Regions from separate parts of the Homo sapiens genome. Here region 1 is linked to region 2. Evidence: read pairs that join two places in POLR2A ChIA-PET (ENCODE). Cell type or tissue: CD4-positive, alpha-beta T cell. All regions are shown on one strand. Links, peaks and the distances in the headings refer to the core of each region. The heading gives the core; the rest is flanking DNA.

Region 1 (5,381 bases), core at 329-5,328, 67 kb after region 2:
ATTTTAGCTGAAAGCCTCCTGTTAGTATTTTTTTGTATATCAGGTATACCAGCAATGTATTCTTTCAGTTTTTGTATCTGGGAATGTCGTAATTCTTTTTCTGTCTTACCCAGCTCTTCTTGAGTTTTGCAGTATTAGTGTTGTTGGATGTAGAATTCTTGGTTGATAGTCTTTTTCTTTCACACTTTGACTGTGTCATCTCTGCTTTCTGGCCTTCGTGGTTTCTGATGAGAAATCAACTGTTAATCTTGAGAATCCCTTGTATATGAAGAGGGTTTTTTTTTTCCCTCTTGTTGATTTCAAGATTCTGTCTTTGTCTTTGGCTTTGACAGTTTGCCTATGATGTGTCTTGGTGCGGCTTTCTGAGTTATCTTACTTGGAGTTTGTTGAGCTCCTTGGATGTGTAGATTAATGTTTTTCATCAAATTTGAAAAGTTTTCAGCCATCATTTCTTTTTTTTTTTAATTTATTTTATTTTATTTTGTTTGAGACAGGATCTCACTCTGTTGCCCAGGCTGGAGTGCAGTGGCATAATCATGCTCGCTGCAGCCTTGACCTGCTGGGTTTAAGCAATTTTACCACCTCAGCCACCCAAGTAGCTGGGACTGCAGGTATGCACCACCATGCTCAGCTAATTTTTTTTTTTTAATTTTTTGTAAAGATGAGGTCTCACTATGTTGTCCAGGCTGATCTCAAACTCCTAAGCTCAAGTGATCCTCCTGCCTCATCCTCTCAAAGTGCTAGGATTACATGTATGAACCGCTGCACCCCACCACAGTCATCATTTCTTCACATAATCTTTCTTTCCTTTCCTTTCTCTCTTCTCTTATTGCAGCTCTCATTATACATATGTTTATAGGCTTCATGGTGTCCCATGGATCTCTCTCCAAGGCTCTGTTCATTTTTCATCATTCTTTTTGTTGGTCAGACTGGATACTCTTAATTGTCTGTCTTTAAGTTTTCTGATTCTTTCTTCTGCTGTTGAGCCCCTCTGGTGAAATTTTCATTTTAGTTATTATTTGTTTAGTTTTCCTGGTGGTGGAAGGACAGAGTATATAAGGGAATTGAGAGTCAGAGAGGCTAAGAGGGACTGATAGATTGGGGAGAATGGAGGCAACACCATAAAGAGTAGATAGGGCTTGTTCTCTGTCATCTTCCTTCTACATACCATTATATTACCTAATGCCTAGTATTTTGTAGTTCATATAGGCACACATAGCTGAGAGGATTTTAAGGCGGAAATAATTAGGAATGAACATTTCACTCATTACTTTAAAACTTGGGACTATGATTGCAGAATAACTGTTGAGGATATAGTGGGATGCTGGGAAAATAAGTTAAAGAGCTTGTAATCATGGAATAAACTTGGAAGAAGTACAAGTTTACAGAAAGGAAAAACGTTTAAGAATGAAATGTGTTATTACCTCGTCTCACTAAAAAAGAATGTCATGTCACGTTTTAATTTCATTTGAACCTTATTGACCAAAGGCTAATTATAACCTCATACCTTTGTACAGTGCTTTACACTTTACATTATGCCACAACAGGAAGTAATTCTGGGTGATTAAAATACCAGGATCATGTGAACGTCAGCATTTTTAGCCTGGGATTACAGGGAAGTTCTAATATGAAGTCTATTACATTTGTGGCCTCTGTGATCTTAAGGTTGGTAGGTTGAAAACGTGGTAAATGCTATTAATTCAACCATTAATTTGTTTTGCGATTATGAGATTAAAATATGTTTGTCGTAAAATTAGCAGACAATATAGAAAAAGGCTGGTAAAAGTACCTGTTATGTCAACACTCAAAAGTAATCATTTTTTTTTTGTATATTCTTCTAGACTTTTTTCTTTGCAAAAATACAGAGAATTTTTCCCCCCACAAGAGCAGAGAGTCCATTAATTTTCATGAAATATAATTTAATCTGGAATAATACAAATATAAATTTCAAATTTATTAATCATTCTAGTTTTGTAGGATATAAAGATTATAAGATTATTACCCTTGAGTCTAGGTGTGGTGGCCCCCACCTGTAATCCCAGCACTTTGGGAGACTGAGGTGGGATGATTGCTTGAGGCCAAGAGTTTGAGATCAGCCTGGACAATATTGTGAGACCCTGTCTCTATAATAATAATAATAATAATAATAATTAGCTGGGCATAGTGGCACTCACCTGTAGTCCTAGCTACCTGGGAGGCTGAGGTGGGAGGATTGCTTGAGTCCAGGAGTTAGAGGTTACAGTGAGTTACGATTGCACCACTACACTCCAGCCTGGGTGACAGAGTGAGAACCCCATCTCAAAAAAAAAAATGTATATATATAAAATACAATAAAATATTATTACTCCTGAGTACTTCTAACAACATCGAGATATTTCCAAATGAAGTGAAGAGTGGCTGAAGGGAAAATTAGGGGGAAGTAGGGTGAAGGGCATAGGTTGAGGAGGTGTCTTAGTCTGTTTGGGCTGTCATAACAAAATACCATAGACTTGGTGGCTTATAAACACCTATTTCTAACAATTCTGGAGGCTGGGAAGTCCAGGATCAAGGCCCATTCAGTGTCTGGCCCATTCAGTGTCTGGTAAGGGTCCACTTCCTAGTTCACAGATGGACGGCTGTCTTCTCCCTGTGTCTCCACATGGTGGAAAGCCAACCATTTCTCTCGGCTCTCTTACATAAGGGAACTAATTCCATTCATGAGGGCTCTGTCCTCGTGACCTAGTCACCTCCCAGAGGCCTCATGTCCTAATATCATCACTTTGGTTAGGGTTTAGGATTTCAACATACGAATTTGGGAGGGCAAGGGGCATAAACATTCAGTTTATTGAGGAGGGAAGAGAAATAGGGAAATACTGACTTCTTCAGACTGCTGGCAGCAGCAGTCTGGCTTGGGTTGCTGATTAACTCCACTTCCTCATTCACCTCTGCTCAGTTCTTTCTCAGTGTATATATCCATCAATATCCCAGCATTGATGTTTCTGTGGTGAGAGGCAGGATCAGCTGAAAGGGGCTGTCACTTGCAGTTCTTCCACATAGTGCCCAGCAGGCAGGGTGGAGTGGAGCAGCACTTTTCCTTCTTTCTTTCTTTTCCTCTCTTGCCACCATGGTGGTGTAGCAGGCTGCTTTGTAAACTTCAGTGGAATCCTTGGAACTTTCCTCTTGGCATAAAGGAATAAACCTTTGCTTTTTTAAATTTATGAAGTGGAATTGATAGAATGTATGTTTGCTGAGGATTCCTCTGAGAAAAACTCTAAAATGTCTATAAGCCAAGGCTCTAATTCTTTTTAATTTAATTTCTACCAAGCTTAAAATTATTTTATTAAATTATATGTATAGTGAGAAATATCTATTTAGTTTTATTAAGATTATTTAATTACATTATCTCAGTTGTTTTTATATTTTGTTTGGTTGTTTATTTATTTATTTTTGAGACAGAGTCTTGCTCTGTCACCCAGGCTGGAGTGCAGTGGCGCGATCTCGGCTCACTGCAACCTCCGCCTCCCAGGTTCAAGTGATTTTCCTGCCTCAGTCTCCTGAGTAGCTGGGATTACAAGCATGTGCCACCATCCCTGGCTAATTTTTTTTTTTTTTTGTATTTTTAGCAGAGATGGGGTTTCACCGTGTTGGCCAGGCTGGTCTCGAACTCCTGACCTCAAGTGATCTGGTCACCTTGGCCTTCCAAAGTGCTGTGATTACAGACATGAGCCACCACACCTGGCTTGTTTTTATGTTTTACACTGAGTGCAAGTTTCTTTTTCTTTTTAAATATGCGTGCAACTTTATGAAAGTATAGATTAGTGGAAATAGATGTGTGAATCAAGTATTTTACCTTTTCTGTGAAAGGGACAAAATCAAAGTTTAGTACTGAGATTTTTGTAAAAAACACTCAAAGTAGAAAAAGAATTTTTTTTTCAGACTTTTAACATGATGTTCTGTAACAGTTATTTTCTTTAAAATTTGGTATGGTGTTAAGAGAATAGAACTAAGTAAATGTGAAATTTCCCTTGAGCAAGATCTGTTCTTTGGTGTGATCCTTGTGTTTTCCTTAAAAACAAACAAAAATTTTACTTTTGGAGTTGAAGACTCAGCATGGATATTTCCTTATGAAAAATGTGGGTTTTTTTTCCTTGCAATATATGGTGATAGTTAATATTTTTCTCAAATATATATTTAGCTTCCTTGGCAAAATAAAGACTTTCTGCCAACTCCTATACTTAAAAATGAAATCTTGTAAGAGTTTGGGATTGGAGTTTGCTATTATTTTAGGAGGATTCTGGGAAACTAATACAAGGTCAGTGCCTAGGGAGGAACTACACTGTAGCATTTTTTATTTCCTTTTAAGACCTGAAAAGGTACAAGGAGCCAGCGAGCAAATAGAACCTCCAGTCCTATCGTGTATCTGTCTGTTGTCTGCTCTACTATGCCTGTTAAGTCATGAGACTCTTGGAAGATGTGTGTGTGTGTGTATGTATACACCTATTGGACTATTTTTCAAGCTACTATGTTTCCTATGAGAAGACTAAGTGACATATTTTTGTATTGTCAGAAGGTGATTTAAACACCGATTATTGCCAGTAATAGAAAAGAGGTGGGCCATACAGGTTTCTGGGGTTTTGTTCCTTCTCACTTTTGTGTTACTCACTTTTGTGAGAAGGAACAGTTTGAAAAAAGATATCAGCTTTGCTCATCAGTTTCTGATGTGTGTGTGTATTTGTGTGTGTGTTATGGTAAGGGAAGATGGGATGGTGTGGTAACACAAGTCATAGATGTAGCTGAAAACTTTTCCATTTCCGCCACCCTAAGGGAATAGACTAGTTAGCTGTTAGCACAACCTTTAGGCTCTTGTGGTAGCTGCAGATGCTTTCCTTCTTTGAAGAATTGGTGGCTTATGATGGAAAAGTTGGCTTTCTGCTGTGTCAGTATCCCTCCCTACTGAGTACATCAGTAGAGTTATTTTAGTTCTCCTAAAAATATAAAAATTATCAATTTAATATTCTTGCTCTAAGCAGTTAGATTTAATTGGCCATTAATTCCCTATTTTTAGTGTTTATTTTTCTCTTGAATAATATTGAAGCAAAGTTGTGCTAGTGATATAAATGCAGAGTGAAGAAAGACTGAAAATAAATCTGATACTGGTATGTGAGGGGCTTGGCTCCGAGTCTGAATATAAATGTGCAGTAAATGGTGCTGGTTTTTGTTGTTGGTATTATTATTGGTAATAACTTTTTCCCATTTAAACTCTAAGCAAAGAAAATAGCTTAACTTGTTTTCACTGTGGTCAAAGTAAGTTATTCTTAAGACCATAAATTTCATTTTAAAATGTGTTCTTATAGAAGATACCAAACTATAAAATTTAACATAAACTTAGTAATTCTAGATTA
Region 2 (5,381 bases), core at 206-5,205:
CTCCAGTGATCCTTCTGCTTCAGCCTCCCAAAGTGCTGGGATTACAGACATGAGTCACTGTGCCTGGCCCATTTCTTTTTTTTTTTTTTGAGATGGAGTCTCGCTGTCTCCCAGGCTGGAGTGCAGTGGCGCAGTCTCGGCTCACTGCAAGCTGCGCCTCCTGGGTTCATGCCATTCTCCTGCCTCAGCCTCCCGAGTAGCTGGGACTACAGGCGCCCACCACCATGCCCGGCTAATTTTTTTTTTTTTTTGTATTTTTAGTAGAGATGGGGTTTCCCCGTGTTAGCCAGGATGGTCTAAATCTCCTGACCTCATGATCCACTTGCCTCGGCCTCCCAAAGTGCCGGGATTACAAGTGTGAGCCACCACGCCTGGCCCCATTTCTTTGAACAGATATTAGATATTGCTAAGGAAAATAGGCATATTTTTGAGAAATAAATATTTTCTCTTAGGCCAGCTCTTTTAGAATTGCTAGACTAGTAATCTGTCTTCTGTGCTTTTACTAGCTATTTTATAGAGATGCTTAGAAAATACCAGTATTTAAATACATTTTAGGACAAATTTTGGTTTTATGGGTTTATGGTAAAAAATTAAGTATCTTTAACACTTAGTAAATGAAGTAGACATCTGTTTATGTTTAACTGGTTTGTCATTTTTGTAATGCAAGCCTTCAAAAACTTTTTGAGGCCTAAGGGAAATTAATGTGTTCTTTTTCAATGAAATTTGATAATCTAGAGCAGTGATCAGCAAACTTTTTCTGGCAGATACTAAATATTTTAGGCCTTTTGGGCTTTACTGTCTCTGGTGCAATTACTCAACTCTATTGTAGTGCCAAAGCATCGACAGATAATACGTAAACCAGTATGGATAAGGATGGCTGTGTTCCAGTAGACCTTTATTTATACAAATAAGCAGTTGGCTGAATTTAGTCTGCAGGCTATAGTTTGTTGACTCCTGGTGTAGAGCAGTGATGTCCAATAGAACTTTCTGCAGTGATCTGAAAATGTTTAGCATCTGTGCTGTCCAATATGCTAGCCACAAGCCACACGCCACACATAGGTATCGATTACTGGAATGTAGTTAGTGTGATTAGAAACTAATTAGTAGCTATCACATTGGACTGTGTAGGTTTAGAGTCTTTGGATGAGTGGCTTAGCAACAAATAATTCTCTGATCCATCAAGTGACCTTTCAATAAAAATGTTTAAATCAGGGTGTGGATAAATAGGAAAACTGTTATGTCTTTTTTCAAGTTACAGGAGAAATATTAAGGCTGAAATAGCTTGATAAAGCAAACCAATACTTGAAGAACTATCAATTTATGAATGGAATCAAGGATATTTAACTACTTTTTCAAAAAAGTATTTTATGGCCGGATGAGGTGGGAGGATTGCTTGAGCCCAGGAGTTTGAGGCTATAGTGAGCTATGATGATGCCATTGCACTTCAGCATGGGCAGCAGAACGAGACTCTCTTAAAAAAAAAAAAAGGTATTATAAAAAAAAGTTTGTAAATAGTATATGTGCGTAAAAATATACAATGTGGCTGGGCGCGGTGGCTTATGCCTATAATCCCAGCTCTTTGGGGAGGCCGAGGTGGGCAGATCACTTGAGGCAAGGAGATCAAGGCCAGCCTTGCCAACAGCGAAAACTCCGTCTCTACTAAAAATACAAAAAATTAGCCGGGCGTGGTAGTACACACCTGTAATCCCAGCTACTCGGGAGGCTAAGGCACAATAATTGCTTGAACCTGGGAGGTGGAAGCTGCAGTGAGCTAATATTGCACCACTGCACTCCAGCCTGGGTGACAGAGTGAGACTCTGTTTCAATAAAACAAAAATAACAAAAAACCACCAGTGTAACGTAAGTCATCCCTTTCCCAGCCATTCTTTCCCTTTTTTAGGGGCAGTCATTCTTGGTTGTCCTTTAAGAGGATTTTCTTTTGGGGTATGTGCATGTGTGTTAACTTAAAGATGTCATTAAATATGACATGCTAGTGTGCTGCACACTTTTCTATTTTTAGATCATGGCTCACTGCAGCTTTGGCTGCCTGGGCTCAAGCAAGTCTGTCTCTTGGGCTCAAGCGATTGTTTCACCTCAGCCTCCTGAGTAACTGGGACTACAGATGTGGGCCATGCCCAGCTTTTTTTTTTTTTTTTAAATTATTTGTAGAGATGAGGTCTTGCTATGTCTCTCAGTCTGGTCTTGAACTCCTGGCCTCAAGTAATCCTCCTACCTTGACCTCCCAAAGTGCTGGGGTTACAGGCATAAGCCATCATGCTTGGCCCTATTTTTATTTTTATTTTTATTTATTTAATTTATTTATTGAGACGGAGTCTTTCTCTGTCACCCAGGCTGGAGTGCAGTGGGAAGATCTTGGCTCACTGCAACCACCACCTCCCAGGTTCAAGCAATTTTCCTGCCTCAGCCTCCTGAGTAGCGGGGACCACAGGCATATACCACTATACCTGGCTAATTTTTTGTATTTTTAGTAGAGACAGTGTTCACCATGTTGGCCAGGCTGGTCTCGAACTCCTGACCTCAAGTGATCCATCTGCCTCAGCCTCCCAAAGTGCTGGGATTACAGGCGTGAGCCACAGTGCTTGGCCCATATTTTAAATCTTAAACATTGCTTAAACATTATGACATATCTATATACAGAGATGCCTTGTTTCTCTTAATAGTTTTGTTGTATCTCATTGTATTGACTTACATCATTGGCTGTCTCCAGTCTTGCTAGTACTAACACTGAAGTGAATATCCTAGTAAGCACAGCATTTTGTACCTATTAATGTGTCTGTAAGTTAAAGTCCTAGAAGCTGTTTACCTTTGGAAGTAATGGCTTGGAATGGTTTACTAATATGGTGATGTATAAGATAGAAATATCTGAAGACTGGAGATGGGGGGGTTGGCTAAGAATAAGGAAGTGAAATGTTAAGACAATAATAATTTTTTTTTTTTTTTGAGATGGAGTTTCGCTCTTCTTGCCCAGGCTGTTGTGTGATGGCACGATCTTGGCTCACCGCAACCTCTGCCTCCCGGGTTTAAGCGATTCTCCTGCCTCAGCCTCCCAAGTAGCTGGGATTACAGGAATGCGCCACCATGCCTAGCTAATTTTGTATTTTTTAGTAGAAACGGGGTTTCATCATGTTGGCCGGGCTGGTCTCAAACTCTTGACCTCAGGTGATCTGCCCACCTCGGCCTCCCAAAGTGCTGGGATTACAAGCGTCAGCCACTGCACCCAGCTGACAGTGATAATTAACACATAAAAATGAGCTATAAATCATTTGTTAAAGGAAGTACAAGTTACTTACTTTTTTTTTTTTTTTTTGAGAAGTGTTATCCAGGCTGGGGTGCAGTGGCACGATCTTGGCTCACTGTACCTCTGCCTCCTGGGCTTAAGCTACTTTCTCATGGCTACTGTTTTAGGAGCATGGAAAAGGCATGTCTCTGAGTTTTACATAGGAAGAGTAGATCCATGGAAAGGTTTTTAATGCAATCTATGTCAGTGTTGATGAATTAAGTATTTTTATTTTTTAAAGTATATAAAATATAGTGTCCTACATTTTTGAACTTAATATGCTAGACAAATAAGTTCATATGTGGTGTTATAAATTGTGTACAGTTGACTGTTGAACAGCAGGAGTTTGAACTGTGTGGGTCCACTTACACGCAGATTTGTGAAACCTGCGTATATGAGGGCCAACTTTTTGTATAGGTGGGTTCTCCAGGGCCAACTGCAGGACCTGAGTATATGTGGGTTTTGGTATATGCAGGGGTCCCAGAACCAACCCTTTAGGTATACTGAGGGACATCTATTTGTTTTGAAAAATTATTCTATAGTGCAGGGTTAGATGACAATATAGAAGATTTTAAAGCAATATATTACAATTTGTAATTTTCTTGGTGGTAAACTATTAGAGTATTTGGATGTTTAAAAACTAATGTGTTTTTTTAAAGATCAACTTGTTATAATGTTGTGACTATATAATATTAGTGGTACTTTGGGATTCTAAAACAAAGGGACAAGATGAACAACTAGCATGACAATTTCTTTAAAACCAGTAGTATCTAGAACCATAAAGGAGTAGCAGACAAAGCTATTTAAAGATTTTTGTCCATTTACAAATAGCTGATTAGTCCAACACTTCCTGTAATAGCTGTTTTGAATGTGCACTGTACAGGATAAAAGAGAGTCTCACGAGAGAAGACAGGATGTAATTCAGGATACAAGTGTGCAGCAGTAGTTATTTATTGAGGGTTTGAGTTCTTATCCAGAAGTGAGTGATCAAAGAGAAATAAAAACCTGTAAAGTCCTCAAATAACAGGTGTCTTTTTTTTTTTGTTTTGAGACGAAGTCTTGTTCTGTCGCCCAGGTTGGAGTGCAGTGGCGCGATCTCGGCTCACTGCAAGCTCCGCCTCCTGGGTTCACGCCATTCTACTGCCTCAGTCTCCCGAGTGGCTGGGACTACAGACGCTCGCCACCACGCCCGGCTAATTTTTTTGTATTTTTAGTAGCGACGGGGTTTCACCGTGTTAGCCAGGATGGTCTCGTTCTCCTGACCTCGTGATCCGCCCGCCTCGGCCTCCCAAAGTGCTGGGATTACAGGTGTGAGCCACCGCGCCCGGCAACAGGTCTTTATAAAATATCTTTAACTTGGCGGGGTGTGGTGGCTCACGCCTGTTATCCCAGCACTTTGGGAGGCCGAGGTGGGCGGATCACGAGGTCAGTTCGAGACCAGCCTGGCCAATATGGTGAAACCCCGTCTCTACTAAAAAATACAAAAATTAGCCCAGCGTGGTGGCACGCACCTACCCTGAGTAGTCCCAGCTACTCAGGGGTCTGAGGCAGGAGAATCGCTTGAACCCGGGAGGCAGAGGTTTCAGTGAGCCGAGATCGCGCCATTGCACTCCAGCCTGGGCCACAGAGTAAGACTCCATCTCAAAAATAAAAAAGAAAAAAGAATCTTTAACTTGAACTATAATATGTCTTGCTAAAGGAAAAATACACTCTTCTTATAGAGGCTTTAAACCTATTGTGTATTTTCTATTTAAAAACATTTTTTTCAGTGAGGGTTTGTGATGGATGATCTCAGTTACTAAGCTGAATGTGATTAGGGAATGGATTTATTTACCAAGTAGGCCAGTTAACTTTGTTTTGTTCTGTAGTTATAGAACAAAACCTATTCATGGCAAAGTGTTTTGCTGATATTTGTAGATATTTAAATTTGGACAGAAAGGTAAGTCCATGGTTTCTGGAAAACTCCCTCCCTCCGTCCCTTTCTCTCTTTTCTTTTCTTTTCGTTCTGTATTTCTTTCTTTCTTCTCTTTCTTTTCTTGAGACAGGGTCTTGCTCTTGTCACCCAGGCTGAAAGTGGTGCAGC

What was found. ChIA-PET counts read pairs that join two places held together with the same protein. Peaks named below come from ENCODE experiments on the same cell type or tissue, not always from the same donor. Only the 100,000 strongest peaks of a DNase experiment are listed, where the experiment ranks them.
Region 1: POLR2A ChIA-PET joins it to region 2 with 5 read pairs; 12 of 35 experiments call an interaction of 5 or more read pairs at or near these places.

The regions. Positions count from the first base shown.
Region 1 is chr6:110,736,567-110,741,947 of GRCh38, reverse strand. The region is part of intron 2 of CDK19 (cyclin dependent kinase 19); the gene reads left to right. Among named protein-coding and RNA genes, the nearest start is that of CDK19, 76 kb to the left of the region's middle. In CD4-positive, alpha-beta T cell, for the core only: no CTCF peak of the experiment used is centred there; a DNase peak (open chromatin) is centred at 2,777.
Region 2 is chr6:110,803,921-110,809,301 of GRCh38, reverse strand. The region is part of intron 1 of CDK19 (cyclin dependent kinase 19); the gene reads left to right. Among named protein-coding and RNA genes, the nearest start is that of CDK19, 8.9 kb to the left of the region's middle. In CD4-positive, alpha-beta T cell, for the core only: no CTCF peak of the experiment used is centred there; no DNase peak of the experiment used is centred there.